Regions from separate parts of the Homo sapiens genome. Here regions 2, 3, 4 and 5 are each linked to region 1. The links are chromatin loops, found by intact Hi-C in ENCODE. Cell type or tissue: heart right ventricle. All regions are shown on one strand. Region 1 holds the start of LOC124900816 (a long non-coding RNA gene). Region 2 overlaps LOC105377543 (a long non-coding RNA gene). Region 3 holds the start of LOC107986203 (a long non-coding RNA gene). Region 4 has its middle 140 kb from the start of HAND2-AS1. Region 5 has its middle 150 kb from the start of HAND2-AS1.

Region 1 (5,000 bases):
ATAAAAAGAGATTCATTGTCATATTTTCTTTTTGAAGTGTAGTATTTGGTTTTTTTTTCTTTTTTACTTTAAAAGTGCTTCTCGGTATAGAACAAAGTAAATATTACAGTTTTGTTCAACAGCAGCCAAGATTTAATTGTCTGTGAAATATAAGGCTTACGACCTGAGTCGAGTCCACTACTGTTCTGCTGATACAAACTAGGCTGGCCTACGAGGTGACCGAACGCACCCAGCAGCTGATTTACACAGAAGAGCCATCTCCAAAGAATTAAAAGTGGGCCAGGGACAGCCACACGCCTGCAGGAGTCCATCCAAAGGGCTAGGTGCTTTATTCTTTCTGCAGCAGATTTAAAGTGACTTTGTACAAAAAGTCAAACAAGAATAAACAGCTGTGGAAAATGTAACAAATCATGCTAGCAGTTGAACAGCGAGGGAGAAGGGAAATCCAGCAAACCGCTAACATGCACTGAAGAAAAGCGAAACGGAGGTAGAAGAGAGAGGGAAGGTGGACAGAAAAGGAAGCTGGTAAGGACACGACACTGGTTTCCACACGCGAATCACGCACTTTATTATTGCGTATAGCTCAGTGACTGTCAGGAACCTGAAAAGTATGTCCTTCAACACAGCTCTGCGTGCCCGCGGCCCTGGGGTGCAAGCGAGTCTCCTCCGCCCTCCGCCGCCTCCCCCCGCGCGCGTCCCCCTCTCCTCCCTGCAGTGACTCCGCGGGTCGCTTCCTCCACCCGCCCGGAGCGCAGAGGAGAAAGCGAGCGGCTGCAGATTTGCCCCGGTGGCACCGTAGCCACAAGCCAACCCGTAATTGCAAAGCAAACAAGGCTGAAATACTGGATTGGTCTCAATCGTGACAAGATCTACGCTTTTGCCGCCAATCTGTTTGTGCAGCTCTATTTAAAGGCACTTGATTGAGGAAATGTTGAAAATAGCGGTGAGGGTTTCCTAATGAGACCTCAGGAGGGAAGCGGAGGCCTTAGCCCGGCACCAGGGTCTGGGAGGTGAGGGTGGGAGGCTCATGGTTAACCCCTTCCTGCTCGCCTCCGGCGAAAGGTCCTCCGAGACGGAGCTGGGGGTCCACCCTGCCCGGAGCGGTGACCTCTCCCAGCCTGAGCGGCGGAGAACCGGCCTCCTGGGTGTGGGGAACCGAGAAGAGGGCTGGGGATCACAATGAGAATTTAACCAGGATGGAAGGGGCGCCCCAGTGGCCATCGCAGTGACTGGAAAGCTGGCGACCTAAATCGGGGGTGGCCGCTCTGATCGCGCTCTGGTCCCTGCCCCGCAACACTCCCGCGCCGCCGGCCGCGAGGGCTGAGGCCCTGGCGATCCCCGTGGAGCCGCGGCTGCGCTCAGCTCTAGGGCACCGAGGCGGGGTGGTGCCCCCCATGCGAGTTGGGAGAGCAGCTGCCCTGGTGGGCGACGCGGGCTGACAGGCATCGCTGTCGGGCTGGGTCTTCAGGCAGCTAGAACGGAACGGAAGAAACCAGAGGCAGGAGGAGAAAATACAGGAACTAACAGTGCGACCCGCTCTGGCTGGCGCTTTGATTTTCCCATTTACTCTAGCCTGCCCACCCCAGGTACGTGTCATTATCCACATTGTTCAGATGGGGAAACTAAGACTTAGAGACGCCTAGGTCCTTGCCCTAGATCACTCAGCTAATCGTGGGGTGCCTAGAGTCGGCCCTGCTCAGGATGTTGGGAGTGGGCACCAGGAAGGCCAGGCTGGGGCTGAGCCTCCCTCTGAGCCAGCGCAAGTTGATGCAGACCCAGTGCAGACCCGATCGAGCCAGAGGACGGCTTGGAGATGAAAATTTGTTCCCTAGTGGGCCACATCTAACTCCTCTACTAGTTCTAATCGTTTTCAAAATAAAGGAAACTAATCTGATTGCAATTGGGGTAGACGGTATTCACCCTATTTCTCTTATTCATTTTATATGGGTTGTCTAAACATCTCCTTTGTTCAATGCATTGATTAGGTTGTCAAGAAACCCACAGTCACAGGAGGTGACATATGCATGCCCAGAGATCTACCCAAAAGAATATAAGTGACAGTACCAGCAAGGAATTCAGAAGAGAAAACTTCATTTGTGGGAGGGAGTTGGGGGAGAGAGGAGAAGCAGTATCTGGAAAGGCTCCCTGGAGGAGGTAACATTTAGGCTGGACCTAGAAGAAACGAAGTGTGGATTCTCCAAGAGAGATGGGTTGTTTGCCAGCATACTGGCAAGTCAAGAGGTGCCAGACCCACAGTTGCGGACGAAGTAGGAGTCATACTTTCATCCCCTGCTGCCATCTCCCAGCTGCCCTCCTAATTTGAACACTGCGTTGACCACATTTTGAGCCAAGGTCCTAATCCCTTTTAGGATTGAAAACCTATGGCTTGAGAGTGGACACCCAGCAGGTAGACTTTGACTGTCTAGAACCGTGAATTTAGACCAAAGGGGACTGTCAAGGGCAGGGATGGGAAAATGGCACTAGGGGCGCTCTCACCAGAGCTCCTAACTACTAGAGCCAAGCATTCCCGCGCTTTTCCCAGAGGGATCTGATCTGAGATGTACCTTGGCCAATCTGCAGTTTGTCTTTCTGGAGTCACAGGCAGTCGTAGACTGCGAAAGTGAAGATCCCCAGGCGGTGGAGAGGACTGGTTTCGGTTATACATCCCCATGAATGATCTGTGCCTTCTGTCAGCAAAACAAAAAAGCATCAGTCACACCAATTTAGTGAAGTCTCCAAACGTATTCTGAATGAAATTCTACTTTTTTTTTTGTACACAACCAATTTCTTCGTTTGAAGTTGGATGCTTCGCAAGCAGAATGCAATTCCATTTCTCATTCCTCAAAGTTGTGGCCTGTGTTAACTTAAGTGGGCATTCACACAAGTATTAAGAAGAAAAACCATTCTCTTCTGGAAAATGGAACAAAGTAGCACTTCTCCAAGCAGGGTGCAGATATATAATCTGTAACAACAAATTAGCTCCCTAGTGCTGCGCATTTCCAGCTAGCATCCTGCCTTCCCTGTTTATAACTTTGGTGCCTGCAATTATTTTTATTTTAATTTTCTGTCACTTTAACAAAAACCAGAGCCTTTTCTTTTAATGTTTTGTACACAACATGTTCATTTTGATAAGATGTTCTTTCCTATCCTCTTTTAGCTTGCCTTTCCTTGTTTAGAGTTCTGTATCAGGCGTTTCTAATATTTCTCTCTCTTTTTTTAAGAACTTGTCCCTGTCTTGCTTTATTTGTTTGTGTGAAATTTAGTTTGAAAGGAGATCAGAGAGAGCAGGAGGGGTTTGTAATAAGAGAATGACCGAATGACCCAAAGGCTGATTATCTATCATTAACTGGAGACTTGGTGTACCCAAATTACCAAGGAGACCTCAGTCTGCCGGATCCTTACCCAGCTAGAAAGGCAAGCCTGGAATGCACACACTGAAACAGGCTCATGGCATTGCAACCGAGGACGTAGTTCACACAAGATTTTCTTAAGGGGTTTTCCTGCAAAACTCAACTCAAGTTCAGTAGATAAATTTTCTAGATTCTGATATGTTGTACTCAGGTAAAAATCTCTGCCAAAAGATTACCTATAACATTTCTGTAACTAACTTTTTTGTGTTGTTTTGTTAGGAGCAAAATTGCAGTTAATTGTCTAAGCTCCAGAGAATATTGAGAAATCAAACCAAGCTGCTTTTGATCTGCTCACACTGCTAAACCCAAGCCTTGTAAAAATCGAGGTTTGCCATTAATATTGACAATAAAAGTGTTTCTTTTTGTTAACCTGAAACCTAACCATCCTGGTGTAACTCCCCTGTCTATAAGCAAAGGCCCTGGAAGAATGTAGGAAAGGTTTGGAGGAAACTGTCAGAGCTAAAGAAATCCATCTACATGAATTTGCAAAGGAAGCTATGGAACAGAACTTCCCAGGAATGCAACACTACAGTTAAAACTGGGAATGTTCCTGGGCCTCAAGTCAGAAGCAAATCTTTCAGTCAAATAAATGTTTTCTCTCCAAAGCCGCATTTGAAATTGCCAGTTGAACTCATATTTTATTCTGAACCCCATAATACACTGCAGACTAGGTGAAGTCCATTATTTACTATTTCCGTAGAACACGTATGAAAAATCACACTTCCTCATCTGAATGTTGAGTGATTTCCTCCCGGCTTGAAAGAAAATGTCGCTAGTGTGTATGTAATTTGCTTGAAGCAATAATTTGAATGAGTATTTAACATAAATCCTATGGGATGTAGGTTCTCAGACCGGTTTTGCTCTAAACTCTATATTTTACTACAAAGTAGCAAAGATTAACAAAGATCAGATTTACTGTACCTCTTAGGACTAGTATAATAACGTTAATAATACGTCCCATGTATCTACATCATGCTGCTTCTTTGAGGCCTTCACGGGGTTATCTTATGGTCCCTTTAGTCTGAATGAGGATTTTAGATTTACAGACACACTTAGACACCTGGAAAAATATTTAGTTCTTCCTTATCAATGAAAACCCTCCAGTGCAGCAACATATCTACCAGTTAACATGAGGATCTAGTCATTGATTATTTAGAAAGAAAGGAAAATTCTACTGACTGTGGATATTAAGATTTTTCTTAAAAGACTTCAGCATGAATCAGTATCTCATTCTTCCATGCCAGTTGCAGATTCAGTGATAGGGAAAAAAAGAAAAGAAAAGAAAAAAAACCTTGTAATCCCAAATGCTGCTAGACGGCAAATTACAAGGGAGAACTGGAGAGAAGAAGAGAGAGAGGGAGGGAGGGGGGTGGAAGGAAGAAAGAAGGGAAAGAGGGAGAGGAGAAAGAGGAGGAGGGAATGTGCAGGCACTAAGCAAGCCCTGATTTTCTCCACCAACTTAACTGTTTTCTAATTAGAGCTGGACTGAAGGATTCATAAGCAATCAGCCCCTCCACTGTCATCATTCAGCTGAACTAGCCCCTCCCCCTCCATCTCTCCATGTAGGGAAGAGAAAGGAAGAGGATCCAA
Region 2 (5,000 bases), 400 kb before region 1:
ACTTCAATGAATAAAACAAAGACCTTTGCTTTCCTGAAACTTGAGATCAAATGGAGGACACACAAAAACAACGCACCTACAAATCACCATATTGTGTGTCAGGAGGTAAGAAGGGAAAAAGGGGTAGGAATGAGGGTGGATACGATTGCAGTTCAGGGAGGGTGTGCAAGGCAGACCTCATTAAGCAGGTGACAATTTGCACAAAAATGATGAAAGAGTTATGGGCAGAATGCTTTCAGGAGGAGGAGTGATGCAGACAGAAGGACCACAGTGGGAGGGGATGAAGATTTGCATTGCATGTGGAGGAAAGGCAAGGAAATCTGTGTGACTAGATTAGGGGGAGGGAGAGTGGGGAGAAGTAGGAGAAGTGATCTGAAAGGTTAATTAGGGAACAGATTGTCTGGGCCTTTGGGCCTAGAGGGAACTTGGGCATTAGTTGAATTCATTATATGCTCACCTAGACACAGAGCACACAGAACTGGAAAATAATACCCACCTGTAAGAAGTTCTCTGCTAGTGGATACAAACAACTAAAATGCAATGTAGAAAATGTTGAAGGAGTGCAGTGGGTGCTATAAGACCCTGTGAGGATGATGTTTTTTCCAGTTCTGCATATGGGAGGTAGAAGATTTCCACAAAGTGACACAATTTTGAAATCGAAGTAAAAATTCGGGCAGGGGAAGAAAGGAGAAGGGTTTTACAAATCCAGGAAGGAGCATGTGTACATTATTTGGTTAACAAACATTATTTGATGCTTAGCAAGTTCTAGGAACAGTTTTAGGCTTTGGAAATATAGTAGTGATCAAAACTGATATTTTAAATCTCGTTGCTTTTCTGGACAAGGGTAAAATCAATAAAGTATAAAGGCACCAAATAATCAAAGAATTTCAGGTGCTTTAGTGTGCCTTCTGTAAAAAGTGCCTGTGGGAAAGTGACAATGGAGGAGGCCAGATGGGTAAACAGTGGCCAATCCTAAAGGTCTAGTTTAGGAAGGTCCCAGCTTGCTAGGAAGTTTAGATTTTATCCTGAAGGAAGGTGGGTGGAGAGGAGGTCACAGAAGGATATTACTGAGGGGAAATACATAGTCAGTTTCTATGAGTTCACGTCAGATAACAAAAAGATTACACAGTTGAGAATAGAGGAGATAGACTCCCATTGTTTTCAAAAGATAGCTCCAAAGGCCTCTCCCTGGCCCCTACTTCTCTTCTTACGGTGTTTGGAAAGAAAACACTACTGGGAGAGAAGATATTAGCACATAACCTTACATATATAAGAAGCTTGGGAGTGTTTACACTGTTTATGATTCATTGCTATTCCCTTCTCCATGGGAACATTTCACTTGTGAAACACTCACATTCTTCCATTGTAAAATAAAGGCTTAAAAATAATACCCATCCATCCTTGTAAAACGACAAGCCAATTTAAACTTAGGGGGAAACAACTTGAAATAGGTTGGGGACCGAGGGCTTTCATTTACTGACTTGTGTTAGTTTACTAGATAAGGATACACTCCCTTGCTTTTATGTCAGCTAATCTCCCACTGACCCCCAGAGCTGCCCTGCAGCATCCATCACAGAAAACAGGGGCTTTTTTTTTTTTTTTGCTTTCTAATTGTATCCACTGACACTCTTTTTCTCCCTCAAGACAGATTTTTCTTCTTCATTTCTTTTTACTATCTGAAGTCAACGTATGTTGACAGAAAATTAATTTGTAGAAAGTTTTCTTTTTAGATAAGTTTGGGTAGGATGATGTATGCAATTTTCATATTAACACATTTTTAGGTATGTAATTTTTTTAAAAGATTCAAGCATCCCTGTCATTATATGCATCACACCCAGCTTTGTGTTTCCAAAAGGGTAGCATAGTTACATGCAGGTGATGTCAAGAACTAACCATGGAATAGAGCCCACAAGCTGGTTTATAGCCTCACAGTTTATGAAGCCAGATGGGAGTGTTTTAAAGCAGCATCCATCGCTAAGCTAACCTTCTGCAAGAGGTGAAATAAAGTTCTTTTTAAAAGTCGCCAAAGAATCTGCCTCACTTAAGAAACCTGTGGCATCTGAGGTGATAACAGAACCAAGTCATTTCAGGCTGGCTGAAAACTTAGCGACAGATAAAACATAAATCAGAGCCCTTATCATTCCCTTCCCTGCTTGCCAAATGGGGAGTTAGTTTATCAGCGACCTATGGGCTCACTGCCTGCTTTCCCCCTTAGTGCTGGGCAGCAGGGTAGAGCTGGCTGGAAGCTATATGGCTGTTCTAAAACGTGTTCATGTAAACAAGCTAGGCTAAGACTTCCTTGAACTGCCAGTGAGTGAAGTGTCATCCATCTCACTAAACTGTACATTGGATAGGGGCATATCATCTATATCTTGAAAAGAAAACAAATAAAAGGAAAAAAAAAAGTTCCCTGGTTTAGGCTGAGACCTGTCATGTTGATAAAAGTCCTAAGAATTAAATTGCCTGGCTCAAACAATGGCTGTTCCTTCAAAAGAGGTTAGGGATTGAGATGGGGAAGAAGAATTGTTTTTTAGGACACTTGGAAATATCACTCAGATCTTCCAAAAAAAGCGTGTAGTAGTTATTTTAATTTTTACCAGGTAGTATACTAGGTATACTAGTTGGAGTGCTTTCCTAATATTTAAAGGAACAGTTCCAATAACTTGTTGGAAAGTCCTTTAAAAATATATTATTTTTCGTCTTTTTATAATAGCTTGCTTGCAGCATAAATGTGGTTTTCTAGACATGGATGTAAACCTCACAACACCATCCAACATTGATACTCTGACTAGCAAAGTAATTTATTGATACCTGGAAAGAATTAGGCATTTTCTATACAGACACCAGTATTTTTGTTGTTGTTGTTTTCAAAAAACAATATCAAGATCCTGAGTGACTCACTCTGGGCTCATCATCAGTGAGGCTATAAGGCCCTCCCCTCATTTGGAAGAGTACATATGCATGTTTTCTGACATAGTGAGGGCAACTCTACTCAGAAGAAAAATACGCAACCTTTATAAAAGGCCAAATAGTTATGCGTTGGCACTGAAATTAAAGGAATACATCCAGCCAAAGGTAGACTCAATGGCTGAAAATTAACTATTTTTCTCATTTTTAGAAGTATTTTCAGGTGAAGTTGATAGTTTAGGAAGAAGAAACAATAGATTCCTTACAGGAAAGCCTCGTTAAAATTGCTTTTCCTTGGTAATGGAGTCAGTGTAAGCCCAAATACATTCTGATAAGTGATAAACTCTATTATAAATTCCTTATGTGGCAGAAACTCAACATGCATATGGATGTGCCTTATTTTGGCTACACCTGGTTATTATACCAAGTTTTGTGTGAGTATGGCTTCCTCACTCAAGACTGGCTCATAGCCACTGAAAGCTCAGATGTTTCCATTTAAAAATTGATGTGTGGTTATAAATATAGAGAAAATACACCTGTGATCCACCGAAGACCTCAGCATATAAATTAACTAGGCTTTATAAAAATGGAGGCCAGAAACCTTTGTCTAAAAAAGCCCAAAGTCTTCCACTCAAGAAGTTACCTTGGATGTAGATCAGACAAAGCATCATGTGCTATAAACTAGGCTTTTAACTTGATCAGGAACTTTTATTTAGGTAGAATTTTTAGAAAGAGATTTGTGGTTCCATTTGGTTTTCTCATACTGACCTATGTAGTGACTATTCCTTTACTTACTAATATAAAGCCATGCTCTCTGAGGAAGTTACCTTGCAAGAGATTTTAAAACATCGATATTTTTAGAGAAGTTATTGATAATTTACCAAGGCATAAAATTGTTCTAACACTACATCTCATTGGTAAAATTTCCAAACTTTATTATACCCATGTGCAGCATTTGCTTATCAACGTTTTGCAATATAAATGCACTGGACCAGAACTGGAGAGGCTGGGCTTTCTGCCACACTTCAGCTGCCTTCTCTACCTCAGCTGTGGAAATGCGGACATTTGGTTTTTTTTTCAATTGTGAGTGAACATATATTCACTCATCAAATGTTTTTGAATGGCTACTATATCCTATAGTGCACATACACATTTAGTTATATAACATGTATGATATAGTTACATGCGTACAAGGGTGTGTTATAATAAAAAGGTAATTTTTACTGTTATAAATAAAGACACTGTTTCAGCTTGTAAGGTGCTTCCATTCAATTTCCAGGTATAAGATTTTGATAAGCTTTTAAGTGCAAATTTTGTAAGAGAATGTTGAGATATCATAAAGTAATAAATTTTAAGATGAATTTTATTAACACCTAAGGAGAGAAATTAAAGATGGCTCTGACTGAGGCTCAGTGTGTTTGAAAGGGCTGGTAATCTAGTCCCGTCTCATCACCAACTTTCAGAGGCACTCAAAGTATCTGAATAAGTGCTGATATGGCATAGCTATCTTAAATTGGCTTCTCCAATCTTATGCTTATCTAGGACTTCAGAGGAGGCCTTGCCTTATTATCATTGCCCTCCAGGAAAAGAAGAGTCACAACCTGTATCAAGTGTTAAACAACCCTGACTCTTAAGAAATCATTTAAGTTAACCTCCAGCCTTCATGCTGCAATCTTAACCTGTCTCATATGTCCCCAGGAGATATTTATTAAATTTCGCCTTGTTGTTTTTTCCTTCAATCTGAATAATGCCAGTTCCTGTCTTTCTAAAATTAATCCTTCATTTTTTCAAGTGTACTATTGAGGTTATTATATTTATTTTCCATTTGATATTGTAAAAACACTAGCTCTTTGATTAAGAGCCTGTTTGGCTTAGAGGATTAGAATAGGTCAGAAATGTTTCTCCTCTGGGTTACTGGATCACATCTGGTCCAGGTCAGTGGTGATACCGATGTAAGTGACTCTTCTCATTGGTCTATACAAACACTGTCCAATAGAAATATGATATGAGCTATACACATAATTTTAAACGTCCTAGTAGCCACATTGAAAAGAGTGAAAAGAAACAGATGAAATTAATTTTAATAACATATT
Region 3 (5,000 bases), 160 kb before region 1:
GGTTAGGGTGGACCGAGAATCTGAATAAAGATTGGAAAGAAGAGTATTCTAATGAAATTTCAAGGACCTTGTGGACTTCACAGATAGTCACGTCTGTCCACTTAGCAACGCTATCTCCTGATAACATGAGTAGAGATGATAGGGCCCAAACCTTTGTCTCCCACACCAAATGTTTCTGAACAAAGTTTGTAATTATGATATCTCACACATGATAGGCCAGAAGGACTTTCACATACACAGACTCTCTTGATTCTCACACAGCCCTGAGGGGTGTACAAAAGGTTTCATCAGCCTACATTTTTTTATAGGAGAAGAAACTCAAGGTCACTGCTAACATTACCCTGCTTTTTCATCACTTCTTGTAAAACCCGTAAAGCCAATACAAAAACAGACATTTTTTGCATTAGAGCAGAATTACTCTGGGTCTTACTTTTTTATTATACATTATTTTCAACAAGGCTATGATCCTTTCATTATTGTTTTGTTTGCACATTTTAGTCAGTTCTCCTAGAATATAGCTCCTCGCACAGTGGATCTGATTTGCTTGTACTTAACCTATGCTTTAGAATCTTCGTTGTGATTTTTTTCCTAACAATAACTTGACAATCAGAGTAGTAGATGCAACAAAAGAAGGAATAATAAATTCAGTAGGGCCACTTAATGTTGTTGAAAATGCAACATCAACCTCAGACATCTACCAGCCTCCACTATAGGCATACAGTCACAACCACCACCATAGCCAAAAGGGACATTTGATTGCTTCAAAGACAGATAGTTTATTGTGTGATGTTATACTATTTCCTTTGTGGTTATCTAATAGAGCTATTCCGGCAAATTTCAAAACAGGCTCTCTTTTCATTATTATCTGAGACACAATAGTTTTTTAATGTATGAACACATCAGTAATGGGTAGCAATGTTTCTAAATAATTAGCTTTTCTTGAAATAACTAAGCAGTCAACACTGAGGAAAATCATTGAAATAAAAGAATCCATCCAGTAAAACTTTACTGCTGCTCACAATTTTGTGAAAATATGTCATTAGGCTGCAACACATAAATTCAGGGATTTCAAGAAGCAATTTTTCACTGGCGCCTTCTCTGGGAAACCCATCTCCCTATTTATCATCCATTTCCTGCTCCCTTTAACCTTCTACATACTATGGAAACTTTTCCATAATATGGTGTTACATATTTGCCATCCTTTTGAGGGATTTAAATTTATCCTTTAAAGGGATCTTTATATTTTAAGAGAGAATTCTGTAAAATCAAACTTGAATATTCAAAGGAATGATTATTTAATACTGGAATTTCAGGCACTGTCAGGCAGTGGTAGAGAACTTCGCAGGCAAGAGGACCTTCACAGCAGTCTATGTAAATGATTCCTACTGATAAAATGAAACCTAAGTCCCAAACTGCTTGGAAGACATCGAGACCACACAGCACAATGGACATGATTAAAGGACAGCATGAGGTTTTGCAAAGGGAGAACATTCCATTCCTTTCCTTTCCTTTCCTTTCTTTAAACTATAAAAGTCTGAACCTCATGAGGTAAATGTATTTCCAATGGCTAGACTAGACAATGCAATCAAAACGCAACCTTGCATCTCTTTAGGAAGCATATGGAGGAAGATCCTGTGCCCAAAATGACTTTCTAGGTAAACCCTGCTGGGTGCTTATGTGTTCAAGTCCCAGCTCGGTTGCTTATTTGAATGAGTTTCTTAGCAGCTCTGTGCCTCAGTTTCCAAATCTGTGACGTGATGATGATAACAGTACCTACCTCCTAGAGTGAGTGCAAGGATTAAGTTAGTACCTGTTAGTGCTCAGCTTGTAGAAGCCTTCAGCAGATGTTACCTGTGTTTGTTGTTCTTAACCACCCTGTGTGTCTGCTGCTGCCATCCTGCCAACTGAACTTCCTGGCAAGATCCCTCAAAGAAGGACCTTGAGGTCATGATGGGTGAGATCACACTGGCCTCTCCGCACTGGGCTGGCGTCCACAGCAGCCATCCCCAGGGAGCCTTGCCAGATTTTTCTGCCACTATCTCTAATACCACCACCCTGAGTGACACCCCCACTGTAGATGCCGCCAGCACTCCGCCACAGCTGACACCTCGGGGGCTCTCTCCCAGAGTAGAAATGACCCCTCACCTTCTCTGCTTTGGAAAGAAAAAGAGAAAAAAAATAAACCTGCATGCATGCAGATCACACACCTGGATTCCATTATCTCTCTGACTTCCAGCCCAGGGAACCAAGGAAGCCCAGAATCTTTGAGTCACATCCTCTTCCTCTTCTCTGCGGAACCCAGTGGGGCTCTCTCACCAGGAGGAGGGGGTTGAGGTAAGAGGCTTGGGTCAGCTCGGAACCCTGAGCAGTGCATGTCCTCCCTGCCTGGAGGGGAGCACAAGCACACGGCCGCAGACTTAGAGCTGTTATCCTATGGGAAAGTTTTCCATTTCCAAATGCGTGTCCATGCCCCAAACCCCAACTTAGACTCAATTGTACAACCCTTCAGCTGGGGCAAAATCCTCTTGGCACCCAGATGATCAATTAAAAACCGTGAAAAGAAATCTCTCCTTGCCAGGGGCAGATTTGAATTTCAGGCCTGGCAAGGTTGCCTGTGCAATGAACCCTGAATGTGTAGTGTGAGAGAAAATTTGAAATTTATTCCATAATTTACTTAGCAGAACTTTTTATTATGGTTTACCTTAGCTAACAATAAAAATAATTTGCTTAGCCTGAAACATGCAGCCTGTCATCATGCTCTCTCTTTTTCTCCACCTCAAATTTGGCCTCAAATTGCTGGTTCCTTGAACACACCACATTCTCTCTGACCTCTGAGACTTTGCAAGTGCTCTTCCCTCTGTCTGAGAATCTTCTCAATTTGCAACATACACATTCCCTTAACTTGTCCCTCTCATCCTTCAGGTTTCAGATTAAACGCCACCCACCACGTCTACCCTCTAATGCCTTTCCTGGCTCCATAAAGTAGGTCAGATCACTTTGCTCTTTTTCCCCGTAACATCTTGTGCCTTCACTGATGTCAACTTTCAACACAATCTATCGTAAGCCCTTGTACCATGTCTGCAAATTTGGAAAGATGAGGATGGTGTCAACTCTTACACCTGGTGGCACATAGTAGGTGCTCCAAAAATTTTTTCAATAAATGATTGAGTGAATAAGAAGGCACTTTTGGATTAACATTTGCTTAAAACATACATAATATGCAGAAGTAGAAGGTAGATTATGTCTGCATGAACTTCATTGTATATAACCTATACACTGCACGCTAGAAAACTGTTACTAGGAACTTAACAGCCTTGTGGTGAAGTAGAAAACTGCCTTAATCATCTAATCATCATTTGCTAGGCTGTTGAATAATGGGTATTGGTAAGTTACACTATTGCAATACAAATCAGTTACCTTTCTTTAAATGGAGGCTTTGCCTGTATAATGCAGTATTAAAAAAAATAGGTAAAGTTACTCTCTAGATTGAGCGGGTCACTTTAATCTACAAACAACAATTTCTCCTTCCATTAGTTGCAGAGAACAGCATGGGTGACACACTTCACTGGACAAAAAATGGAAGGGCATGACTGAACCTTTATTGGAACAAAATATGGGCTCAGCCAGCTGCGGTGGCTCATGCCTGTAATCCCAACAGTTTGGGAGGCCCAGTCAGGTGGATCACCTGAGGTCAAGAGTTTGAGACCAGCCTGACCAACATGACAAAGCCCCATCTCTACTAAAAATACAAAATTAGCTGGGCATGTTGGCACATGCCTGTAATCCAGCTACTCCGGAGGCTGAGGCAGGAGAAACGCTTGAACTCGGGAGGCGGAGGTTGCGGTGAGCCAAGATCGTGCCACTTCACTCCAGCCTGGGCAACAGGAGTGAAACTCCATCTCAAAAAAAAAAAAAAAAAAATGTGTTCAAGGACCTTCACCCAGGAATGCAAACTTTCTCCTGCTGCTTCCTATGGATACTATTTAAAATCAAATGAAGGGGGCTTTTTTCCTATTATATATAGACTGAATCTATAAAAGGCTATGAAACACCCACCAGAAGGACAACCCAAAAGAAATTTAACAACAAGTACAGATCTACAAGGAAAAGCCTTTGTAATGTTTTCCAAGGCACCACAATTTTTGAACATTACATGCAGGAAAATATTATATGGAAGAAATGTCACTTTACAAGCCTTCAGATGAGGCCTTTTCTATTTTAATGAGTGTCATATATGAGGAAATGTTTGATATAACAGCATTTCACTGAACTGTATTGTTGGTATAAACTGCAGTTACTTTGGACTTTCAGCTTTAATCTTGTGAGAAATAGATTTCTAAATACCTTTGGCAAGATGTTCAAGGTCTATTTCTTTCCCAGTGTGGATTTTAATTCAAAAGATCCAGCCATGCTCACATTTGTGGTATTCCTCAGGTTCACTAAAGGTAAACAAATTAACAAAATATTGAATGAATGGTAAAGATGTTTCCGTTCAATTATTCTTAAACACGGAAAATGGGGTACACATGAATTTGCTCAGTTTTAAATTACCCTTATCATTTAAAAACCACCTGGATGGGTTCAAGAAGTAATGTGAGGCTGAGAAAAATATGAATTAATGAAGAACACATTTTGGTGATAGGCCTATAAATAAAAATTGTTTCTATGAGTATAGTTGGCACCCACAGATTGAACAGTAATGCAGGCAGACACAGCTTTCTACTGTCTTTTTATGTAAAAATTGGTTGGTTTCTGCTTTCTTTGCTATGCTAATAAATGCCAGGGAAAGTGTTAGCTGCATTTTAACTTTTTGTTTACATAGTTGCACACATACTGAGCAAGTTCCCACGGAATACAGCTTACCACACCTACTTAAGGGGTTCAAACTCACACAATTAATCACGCCTTTAAAAAAATGATTTGGTTTCCCACATTCGAGATAATAGGCCTTTGTTATTTTTAACAATTTTGGCATATGAGATATGTAACAACTGCTTGAA
Region 4 (5,000 bases), 130 kb before region 1:
TAGTTTATCAATATAACTCTTAAGACATTTATCCCCTTTTGTGTCTTTGTTGTTGCACGTAATATAATTATCAGAAAGGTTAAGACTAACTGACCAATGGAAGCACTTGATCCCTGGGCGGAAGCTCTTTTTTAGAACTTTCTTTCTCGATTTTTATTCTGTTCATTGTTTCATTTTCATTTCGTTGTTTTTGTTGCCAGTATCTTAATACAATCTTTAGCCATAGCAAAAGCACGAAAAGAACTTTGAATGGCTTAGGTGTGACTTCTGAACAACTTATTCTTCTATCTCATTTTAAATGGGTCAGGTGGTAGGTCAGATCCTAAAGCAGTGTTGCCTAGAAGTCAGATATCTTTCAGAAAGAAATCAAGGTCACCACCTTTAAAGGATAAAGCTATTAGTTTGTAGGTAGAAAAGACATCAGTGCTGTCCTCTCCTCTAGCTGTTGGTGAATATCAGATCTACTTCTGAAAACCGTTCTGATTCTCTAATACAGTTTGTATAGTTAATTACAGAAAAGTACTTCTGGCTTCTCTGGTTAATCATATTTAATGTATAAAAAATTATTCTGCTATATTGGGTAGTCAAGAAAATTCCTGTAAATTGAAATAGTTAATATGTACCAGGCCTGTCACTGCCTGTGATAAAAAAAAGAACAAGTAGCTAACGTTTGGCAAGTCATTAGAGTGTCTGCCTCGCACAGGGTGCTTTTCCTGAATTAGCTCACTTAGTCCTTATGCAACCCTAAGAGATAGAGACTATTATGATGCCCATTTTCTAAATGAGGAAACAGGCTTCTGGAGTTTGCAAATTTTTCCCAAGGTCAAAAAACTAGTAAGTGGAAAAGCTGGAACTTGAACTTGAGTCCATCCTCCTCCAAAACCCACACTCTTAAGAGTTACACTTAAGTTTTTGCTAAATTCCTATGTACTTCGTGTTGCTTGTATGTATTTGAAACATTTCAAATATCAAGCATGCACTGGAATAACATTTAACTGTATCACAAAATCCTTTAAAATTAGACAAATTAGGATGAGAGACTTCAACAATTACGAACAGTGTGATCTTGGGAAATTTACTCAAACCCGTTGAGCTGCAGTCTTCTCATTTGTGTAAGGCTCGCAGGATTATTAAAGGACAAGTGACAGCACGTATGTCAGGTATATAATAAGAACCCAACAAATGGTAGTGCTTTTCCCTTTAAATCATTTAAAACTTTTCAATATTTCAGATAATCAACTTCAAAGAAACTGCCTTGCACATATTCTCCCTCTTACTAGCTTGCATATGGCAGGTAATTTCATAAGTATCTATTAAAGAAAACCACAATGAGATACCATCTCACACCAGTTAGAATGGCAATCATTAAAAAGTCAGGAAACAACAGGTGCTGGAGAGGATGTGGAGAAATAGGAACACTTTTACACTGTGGGCGAGAATGTAAACTAGTTCAACCATTGTGGAAGTTGGTGTGGCAATTCCTCAGGGATCTAGAACTAGAAATACCGTTTGACCCAGCCATCCCATTACTGGGTATATACCCAAAGGATTATAAATCATGCTGCTATAAAGGCACATGCACACATATGTTTATAGTGGCACTATTCACAATAGCAAAGACTTGGAACCAACCTAAATGTCCAACAACGATTGACTGGATTAAGAAAATGTGGCACATATACACCATGGAATACTATGCAGCCATAAAAAATGATGAGTTCATGTCCTTTGTAGGGACATGAATGAAACTGGAAACCATCATTCTCAGAAAACTATTGCAAGGACAAAAAACCAAACACCGCATGTTCTAACTCATAGGTGGGAATTGAACAATGAGAACACATGGACACAGGAAGGGGAACATCACACACCGGGGACTGTTGTGGGGTGGGGGGAGTGAGGAGTGATAGCATTAGGAGACATACCTAAAGCTAAATGACGAGTTAATGGGTGCAGCACACCAACATGGCACAGGTATACATATGTAACAAACCTGCATGTTGTGCACATGTACCCTAAAACTTAAAGTATAATAATAATTAAAAAAAGAAAAAGAAAATGGAACATTATCAGTAAGCCTCAATAGTAAAATATTACCTGATTGAAACTTTAGTAAGAACTTTCTTTTATTGCACTTTGTCAATAGGAATGTGTACCTACGATGGCACTAAATCAGATGAAGATTATCCTCTTAGGTCAGAGCCTATTACACTCTGAAATTAAAACTTAAAATAACCAACATACAACAACCATCTGCAGAACTACTCACCTTAAAAAAGATTTGCAAATACACTGCAGGAGAAATATGTCTCCTGCATGATGGAGAAAGTGTCTCTTAAATCCTCAACAGTAAGTCTAAAGCTGTGACATCCAGCACAGTAGCCACTAGCTGCATTGACTACTGAGTATTTGAAGTGTAGCCAGTCCAAACTGAGATATGCTCTAAGAGTAAAATAAACACTGGATTTTGAAGACTTAGTATAAAAAAAGATATGAAATTCTCATTAATAATTTTGTATTGACTACAGGTTAAAATAATTATATTTTGGATACACTACATAACATATATTAATGTATATTCACATATTATTAATATTAACTCCACCTGTCCCTTTTTATTTTTTAATGTGGCTAGCTAGAAGCTTTAATGATGACTCACATTAGAGTTTTTACCAAATCTAATCAAGGTAACTAAAAAATAAACTAATTATTTAGTGAAGAAAATGTAAGAGGCAAGTAAGTAATGGAGTTTAGGAAGGAGATTAAAAATTATTCAGTACATATTCAGTACTGTTTAGAGAGCGTAAACTCTGACTTTCAATGGCCAACATTGTTTACTGAAATAGAAATAATTATACAGTAAAGAAAAATTAATCACTGTGTTAGTTTGCTAGGGCTGCAATAACAAAACACCACAGACTAAGTAGCTTAAACAACAGAAATTTACTGTCTCCCAGTTCTGGAGGCTTGAAGCCCAAGATCAAGGTGTTGGCAGGGTTGTCTCTTTGAGGCCTCTTTCCTTGGTTTGCAGATAGCCTCCTTCTTACTGTGTCCTCACATGGTCTTTCCGCTGTGTGCGCAAATGTTTGTTTCCTAATCTGGTCTTATTAAGACACCAGTATTACTGAATTAGGTTCTCACTCTTATGACCTCATTTTACCTTAATTACCTCTTTAAAGGCCCTATCTGCAAATAGAGTCACATTCTGAGATACAGGGGGTAGGACTTCAACCTTTGAATTTTGGGGGAGACACAATTCAGCCCATAACCATAATTCAGTTGCAGCAGTTTAAAAGGAAATCCATTAAGAACATTGTTTCTTTGTTCTGATTATAGAAACTTTCTAATTGATTAATGGACCTCCAAAGTGTATCCATCAAGTGGAAGGGAAAACCTTCCACAAATAATCTATATTTGTAATCCTCTTTACAGAAGTAATTTGAAATCCCATTTTATAAGTCAACTTCTGTGGGCCTTGATTAAACGAATTTGTTTCCCAGAGCTTAACTCACCTGGTCGGGTATGGAGATAATACTTTTCTCTTAGGACCAATGAAGTCATTTTGGGCATTATTGTACAGTAATGTGCCAACCAGGACTACTGACCCATGATTCACACAACCTTTGAGCTTTGACTTGTTCCCATAACAAAGTACTTCTTATGACTTATTGCAAGTGTTTCTAAATAGCTGGTCAGGTTGATGTAGCACAACAGTCAAGAGTACAAACAGGCCTTAAAATGACATGGACCTGAGTTCAAATCCCTGCTTCGCTAGTTCTTTTGTAATACAGGTAAGGTTGTTTAACCTCTCCTCTCTCCAAACCTCAATTTTCTCATTTGTTGTATAAGGAAAAGGATACACTTAATCAGAGGGAAGTGATGAGGGTAAAATACCTTGACTTAATTAACTTACTTCTCCAACAAATTGAACAACTAGTCTCCTCCATCTTTCTGCAGTTCGTCACCTGACAGCGGGGCAGTCAAAGATGATAAGCCTTTTCGATTCTGCAGCTTCCTTTAGGAACTGTGCACCTAGACACTATATTTGGTTTATGTCTCAGTAGCCTATATCCATTAAGAAAAATTAGAGTTATAATTGGAAGAAAAGTAGAAAAAAAAAAGCCTATTTTTGGGAGTGAGATCTTTTAAAATGGTACAATCATCTAACAAAAGAGAGGACAGAAAATACTGTCTCATGAGTCCCATCAATAGATACTTTGGGTGTAGGGAAAAAAAGAAGACTCAAAGAAGAGGCAGATTATTAGAAACTTCTGGTCATCCACATCCAAAGTGAATTCCAAGCTTGGCTCGGTTCAATAAGAGTCCAGAGGCAGATATGGGGAAAATTGACCCAAAAATAATTCACTCAGGAAGAAATCAGGGCTATAAGATGACTTCAGCTTTCCTGACATGTTAAGAAAATGTTTGCAAACCAAATCTGAAAAAAGTAAAAGCAAATGTCTAGGTTAAAGTGAGAAGTAACAGGTTTTACGCCCTCCAGTTCCCTTTGTTGTTCCTTTGGATCCAAGGAGATTTTGAAAAAGTCTTATCACCAAAACAAGCAATCAGGCATGAAAAATGTTTATTGACTAATATTTCAGGAGGATTAAAGTAACATCCGGTTAGGATTGCATACTTATTTTAATCTTTCTTGAAAAGACTTCAATTTCAAAAAAGGAACAATTCACTTGCTTTAGAAACTGAGAACATTAACTGATATATAATTATTTAACTTTGTGGCATTTTATAAAAATATACCCAACTGTGTAAATGTTGATTCTTAAATCAATGGTTAAAAAAACCAATTAAAGTGTTCTAGATTTATATATTTTTTCCATGAGAATATTTCTTATTGGTACTGCTTATGAGTTTAAAGTCATCTAAATAGCATTTTATGAAATTTTCAAAAAACCAACCATGCCGTTCTGACCCAGACTTCAAAGAAACTATTTGTCTTGGTTTGTCACACATGACATCGCCTCACCACCTGAGTGAGAAAT
Region 5 (5,000 bases), 140 kb before region 1:
AAAGCTCATTTTCTAGAATTTAAATGTATTGCATGGAATAAAGGTCTTTTACACTTACCAACTACCAAATGATTTTAACATAAAAATTGAAGTTATTTGAACAATTAATTGCATAATCAGAACTACTATTAAAGCCATTTTTAAAATGTTAAGAGTTTTTTTTAATCTCCTGCTAAAAGTACAATTCCTAATTACCCAGAGTGTATTTAAATGTGGAGTAAATTCTCTGCTACCATGAATGCACCAAAAGCTGTTTCATTGGAAATATGTTGGTAATGTCCCTACCCTTTCACATAGACAAAGGTGAATTTGTTACCTAAGACATACATTCCATCCTTAATTGAGATTATAATCCCAAAACTTTGCTCCAAACAAGTTGTTAGGAAATTATAAGCTAGGGTCTACTCACTTCTGACTCAAAGTAAAATGTTATAATGTACCATTGGTGATCACAACTCCAGCATCTCTCCACTGGTATGCTAAACATGCCATTTCTTGAGTTATTGCCCGTTAACATTCACTCTGTGATATATGAATATCACCAGGGAAACTCAGAACCCTTCAGCCACTTACGTATCACATTAATATCCCCAAGTGGTTTTATTAAAAGTCCCACCATTGCTCCCCGTTAGAAGTTGTCATGCAATGTTTTATTTTGATATTTTACTTCACTGATTTTCATCATAGTTTCCTAGCCAGGTTCCAGACACTATAACTGCATTCATAAACTTGCATATAATATGCATGTGAAATCATATTTCCTTCTTGGACACATTAGCAAAATTCCATCTGTCTGTTCCTTTTTAAGCTGTTAAGTTTTCCACATTGAAAACAGAATTGGGTTACAATTACCTACTATGACTTCTCATCAAAATAGCATTTTAAGTTGTATATAATATTGTTCCACATTATCCTTTCCCTGAGGACTTTAAAATACTTCACACACCCAAATATTTTTACAAGAAACCTAATAGCATATTAAAGTATTTTAAAGTTGAAAGGAACTTTAGAGATTTTTCTAATCTAACCCCTTCATTTTCTCAGATAACAAATCTCAGCTTTAAAAGACTGGAGAAGCAGGAGGGTACAGTGGGTGCGAATGTGAACTTAGGGGCCAGACCAGACTGACTGGATGCAAAGGCTGTTTCCACCACATCCTCACTGGGGGACTTGGGCAAGTTGTCTGTGGCACTTCTCTGTGCCTCTGTTTCTGTGTCTGTAAAATTGTATAAGACCAACTTTATAGAGTTGCTGTGAGAATTACTAATAAATGAGCATATATAACCATTACCATGGAAAAGGGTTTTTCCCCATTCAGTGGCCTTAAATATCCCTGACTAGTGACTCTGAAAGATGAAGCAGGGTCCTATAGCCCAGCTCCATTCTCTCCCTCTCTCCTAAGAGCGGCTGCCCACAGAATCTGCCCTTTCCTGCTCCTCTTAGATCATCCTTCATATGGAAAATCCCACTTTTGACCAGCATGGCCTGAGACTACATGCAGAAATCTGTGTAATACCAGGATTCAGCATTTGGAAGCCTGTTGTTGCCACATTGTCTGATATTAGCTTCATTCATCATAAAAGTGACATGTTGATTCCCCATCTGACCGAGAATCCCTCTCATTTGGTTCAGAACTCTGGCAACAACAAGTTATGCTATCCATCTAAGTGCCCATCAATGGAAGAATGGATAAAGAAAATGTGGTATATCTACACAATAGGATGCTATTCAGCCTTAAGAAAGAAGGAAATCCTGTCATTTGCAACAACATGGACGAACCTGGAGGACGTTATGCTAAGTGACATAAGCCAGGCACAGAAAGACAAATAGCCCATGTTTTCACTTACATGAGACAATCAAATTTATAGAAGCAAAGAGTAGAATGGAAGTTACTAGAGCCTGGGAGCCTGGGAAGAATGGGGAGATGTGGGTCAAAGGGTACAAAATTGCATTTAGACAGGAGAAACAAATGATAAGTATTTCAGGTGCTGGGTATGTTAATTGTTTGATTCCGTCATTCCACACTGTATACATATATCATTACATCACTTTGTACCTCATAAGAATATGTATAATTATAATTTGACAATAAAAATAAATAACAAAAAGAATTCTGGTAAAGAAAGCCATTAGTGAAGCCCTTAAAACAGCAATGTAAGGCACAGAGCTCACATAGTCGCTGGCACAGGGTAAGCACTCAATAGACATTAGCGATGACCTTCCTTATTTTGTCTTGCTACAAGTCACCTATCACACTAACAACAAAATTAATATTACAACCCAAATCTCTTATGTACAGCATTAAGAGGTCATCTGTGAACAGAAAAAGGAGCTTGGATTAGTTAATACCTTAAGACCATATTGTGTCTACCTCACAGCTCTTCAAGCCAACTTACCAGATAGTCACTATGCCCCAGTGTGAGGAAAATGTTCACTGTAAATATTCACTAAACATTGTTCGGGACCTACAATTCAATTAACAGTAATTTATATTCCTAAAGAGAGTGTTTAAATCATATCTTTATACCTTGAGACATTAAAATATAAAAGCAAAATCTCAATTTAGCCACACCTTTTATTTCTCAGATAAATAAATTGCATTTCTTTGATTTGAGTGTTCAGTTCCTAAATGCTATATTTCTTATCTTTGTAACTTTTGAGGCTATAATCTTCCATTTTAATTTGCTATTTTCCATTTCCTACAATTACCCACCTATATATGCACTCTGTACAGACCATACACAGAGCAGATTATTTTTATTTCTGGTAGATTCCTTTTTTACAATTTCATAGTTTTATATAAATGTCTATGAATGTTTGTGTAGTAGAACTTTCGATAATAAATTTGAAGTCTCTTTTGTGCAGCTACAGGGTCTTTTTCACTGGTCTCACGTATCACACATTATACCACATCAGTCCCCTACTCTGAACCCCCCAATGTCTTCCCATCACGCATAAAGTTAAACCCTTTAAAGTCTGCTGTGGACTGGTTCTGCCTCTCTCTCTGACCTTGATTCCAGGGAGCTCTCCCTGTCACTCAAGGCCTTCTAGCTGCAGTTCGCCAACCTGCTACGCCTGGGACATGCCGAGGGCACTCTCGTCTCAGGCACTTGCCGTTCCCTCTGCCAGAAACTTTGTCCCCTCAGGGATTTGCTTGTCTCTCTCTCTCTCACTTCACTTGGGTCTCCACTCCAATGCCATCTCCTCAGAGACCTTTCCTGACCATCTTCTTTAAAACATCCTCACCCTCCCATTTTTCCACCCTCTATCACTTTGTTTCATTTTCTTCACAGCCCTTATCATTACTTGATAAAATATATGTCTGCATTTCTTTATTATCTGTCCCCCTACTAAAATGTAAGGCCCATGAAACCAGAGATTTGATTTACTTTATGCCTGTATCTCAGGCACCTGGTACATACAAATGGATTGAATTAATAAATAACAGAAGAATCCTTGCATGCCAAGAACTTAGCACAGTCCCTGGCTTATAGTGAGTACCAAGTAAGTGGTGGTTGAATAAATGAAAAAATAATAATTTGTTCAACAAAATATATAGCTAATGTGCCCTCAGAACAGAAAGTGTGACCTGCCTGCCTTTAGACATCTCAGAAACTAATGGGAGAGATAATTGCATGCGCTAAAAATTAAATAACTATATGTAGTACTGTGTGAAGCTGCATGTAATCAGTTCTAAACAATTGTGTGTAAATTAATGATACAGCTAATAGGTGTGTGTCTGCTTAGGAAGCAGAGTTTGATGCAGGCTGGAGTTCTCGGGTCAGCTTTATTGAGCAGTGGGATTTGAGAAGGATCTTAAAGAACTTGGGAGTTTGGGATAGGTGATATGATAGCTAATTCTGTATCAACTTAAGCACACTTAAGATGATACAGATACCTGGTGAAACATTATTTCTGGGTGTGTTTGTGAGAGTGTTTCTTGAAAAATGTCGTGTTTGAATCTGTTGACTGAGTAAAGAAGATCTGCCCTCATCAATACGGGCGGCAACGTCCAATCCATTGAGGGCCCAGATAGAACAGAAAGGCAGAGGAAGGATGAATTCACTGTGTCTGCTTGAGCTGGAACAACTGTCTTCTCCTACCCTCAGACATTGGAACTGCTGGTTTTCAGGTCTTCAGGCTTGGGCTAGAACTACACCACTGGCTTTGTTGGGCTTGCTGACAGCTACTCTGAGACTTCTTGGCATCTATAATTGTGTGAGCCAACGTGTCATAATAAATATTTTTCTATATGTCTGCATATATCCTATTGCTTCTGTTTCTCCGGAGAATCCTGTCTAATACAGTTAAAGGGGAGAAGTTACAGAGGAGAACATCACAAGTGGGAAGGAAGGAGCCAGCCTGTGACGGCATTGAATTTTCTTAAAAATGTATTTGTTCTAGTGATGTTTTTCCAATTTAAATATATAATATTCCTGGCAATGTTGAGGTTCTTATAATCAGAAATTTAGAATTATTAAATAAAAATTAGAAGTTAATTGTTATAACTCTCACCTCTACTCATGTGTTAACATGCTTTATTTTTGCTTAAAGTAATTTAATCAAAAGTGAGTATAAATATTTGTAAATTATACCTATTTAGAAAACTTAAAGACTTTCAGAAGAAAAGCCTTTAATGTATTACAGATACAGGAAAGGTGCTAGAATATCTTAATAGTGTAACCATATCAATAAAACACATGATTTTTATGACTAAGATAAGTCATTGAAGATACTTTTAGACACACTCACTGTCTCAGATTTAATGTGTACTTGAATATTAAGTGGTTTAAATGGTATTCTCATTTACTTAGACTTCAACATAGTAAAGCTGAAGAATTAATATAGTACTCACAGTTCAATAGGCTATGCTTTAGTGGGATTCAGGACAGAATACAATTACAAAGCATTCATACCTTATATGCCATATCTTCATATTGAGCTTTTGATGCTATTTGACATTATTTACCAAGTAAGAATCAACACAATATTGGCAGATC

Evidence for each region. A loop is a pair of places that touch in the nucleus more often than their neighbours do. Peaks named below come from ENCODE experiments on the same cell type or tissue, not always from the same donor. Only the 100,000 strongest peaks of a DNase experiment are listed, where the experiment ranks them.
Region 2: a loop joins it to region 1, with 2.9 times the contacts of the local background. A loop is called at or near these places in 3 of 110 quality-filtered maps.
Region 3: a loop joins it to region 1, with 3 times the contacts of the local background. A loop is called at or near these places in 16 of 110 quality-filtered maps.
Region 4: a loop joins it to region 1, with 3 times the contacts of the local background. A loop is called at or near these places in 6 of 110 quality-filtered maps.
Region 5: a loop joins it to region 1, with 2.1 times the contacts of the local background. A loop is called at or near these places in 18 of 110 quality-filtered maps.

What each region holds. Positions count from the first base shown.
Region 1 is chr4:173,534,535-173,539,534 of GRCh38, reverse strand. The region is part of intron 2 of HAND2-AS1 (HAND2 antisense RNA 1); the gene reads right to left. LOC124900816 (a long non-coding RNA gene) reads left to right here and starts at 1,472. Exons shown (of 2, transcript XR_007058375.1): 1 at 1,472-1,586; 2 at 1,986-3,786. RefSeq lists an enhancer at 2,300-2,801. In heart right ventricle, a CTCF peak has its summit at 2,482; DNase peaks (open chromatin) are centred at 674, 928, 1,304 and 1,501; H3K4me3 peaks cover 5,000 bases; H3K27ac peaks cover 5,000 bases; H3K27me3 peaks cover 3,398 bases.
Region 2 is chr4:173,932,347-173,937,346 of GRCh38, reverse strand. LOC105377543 (a long non-coding RNA gene) reads left to right here. Exons shown (of 4, transcript NR_188468.1): 2 at 1-105. Among named protein-coding and RNA genes, the nearest start is that of LINC02269, 38 kb to the right of the region's middle. In heart right ventricle, no CTCF peak of the experiment used is centred here; no DNase peak of the experiment used is centred here.
Region 3 is chr4:173,696,049-173,701,048 of GRCh38, reverse strand. It overlaps LOC107986203 (a long non-coding RNA gene), which reads left to right and starts at 2,066. Exons shown (of 3, transcript XR_001741464.1): 1 at 2,066-2,334; 2 at 2,923-3,132; 3 at 3,535-3,690. RefSeq lists an enhancer at 3,457-4,656. In heart right ventricle, no CTCF peak of the experiment used is centred here; a DNase peak (open chromatin) is centred at 1,968; H3K4me3 peaks cover 1,393 bases; H3K27ac peaks cover 3,620 bases.
Region 4 is chr4:173,665,367-173,670,366 of GRCh38, reverse strand. No RefSeq gene overlaps it. Among named protein-coding and RNA genes, the nearest start is that of HAND2-AS1, 140 kb to the right of the region's middle. In heart right ventricle, no CTCF peak of the experiment used is centred here; no DNase peak of the experiment used is centred here; H3K27ac peaks cover 1,411 bases.
Region 5 is chr4:173,678,542-173,683,541 of GRCh38, reverse strand. No RefSeq gene overlaps it. Among named protein-coding and RNA genes, the nearest start is that of HAND2-AS1, 150 kb to the right of the region's middle. In heart right ventricle, no CTCF peak of the experiment used is centred here; a DNase peak (open chromatin) is centred at 3,064; H3K27ac peaks cover 2,732 bases.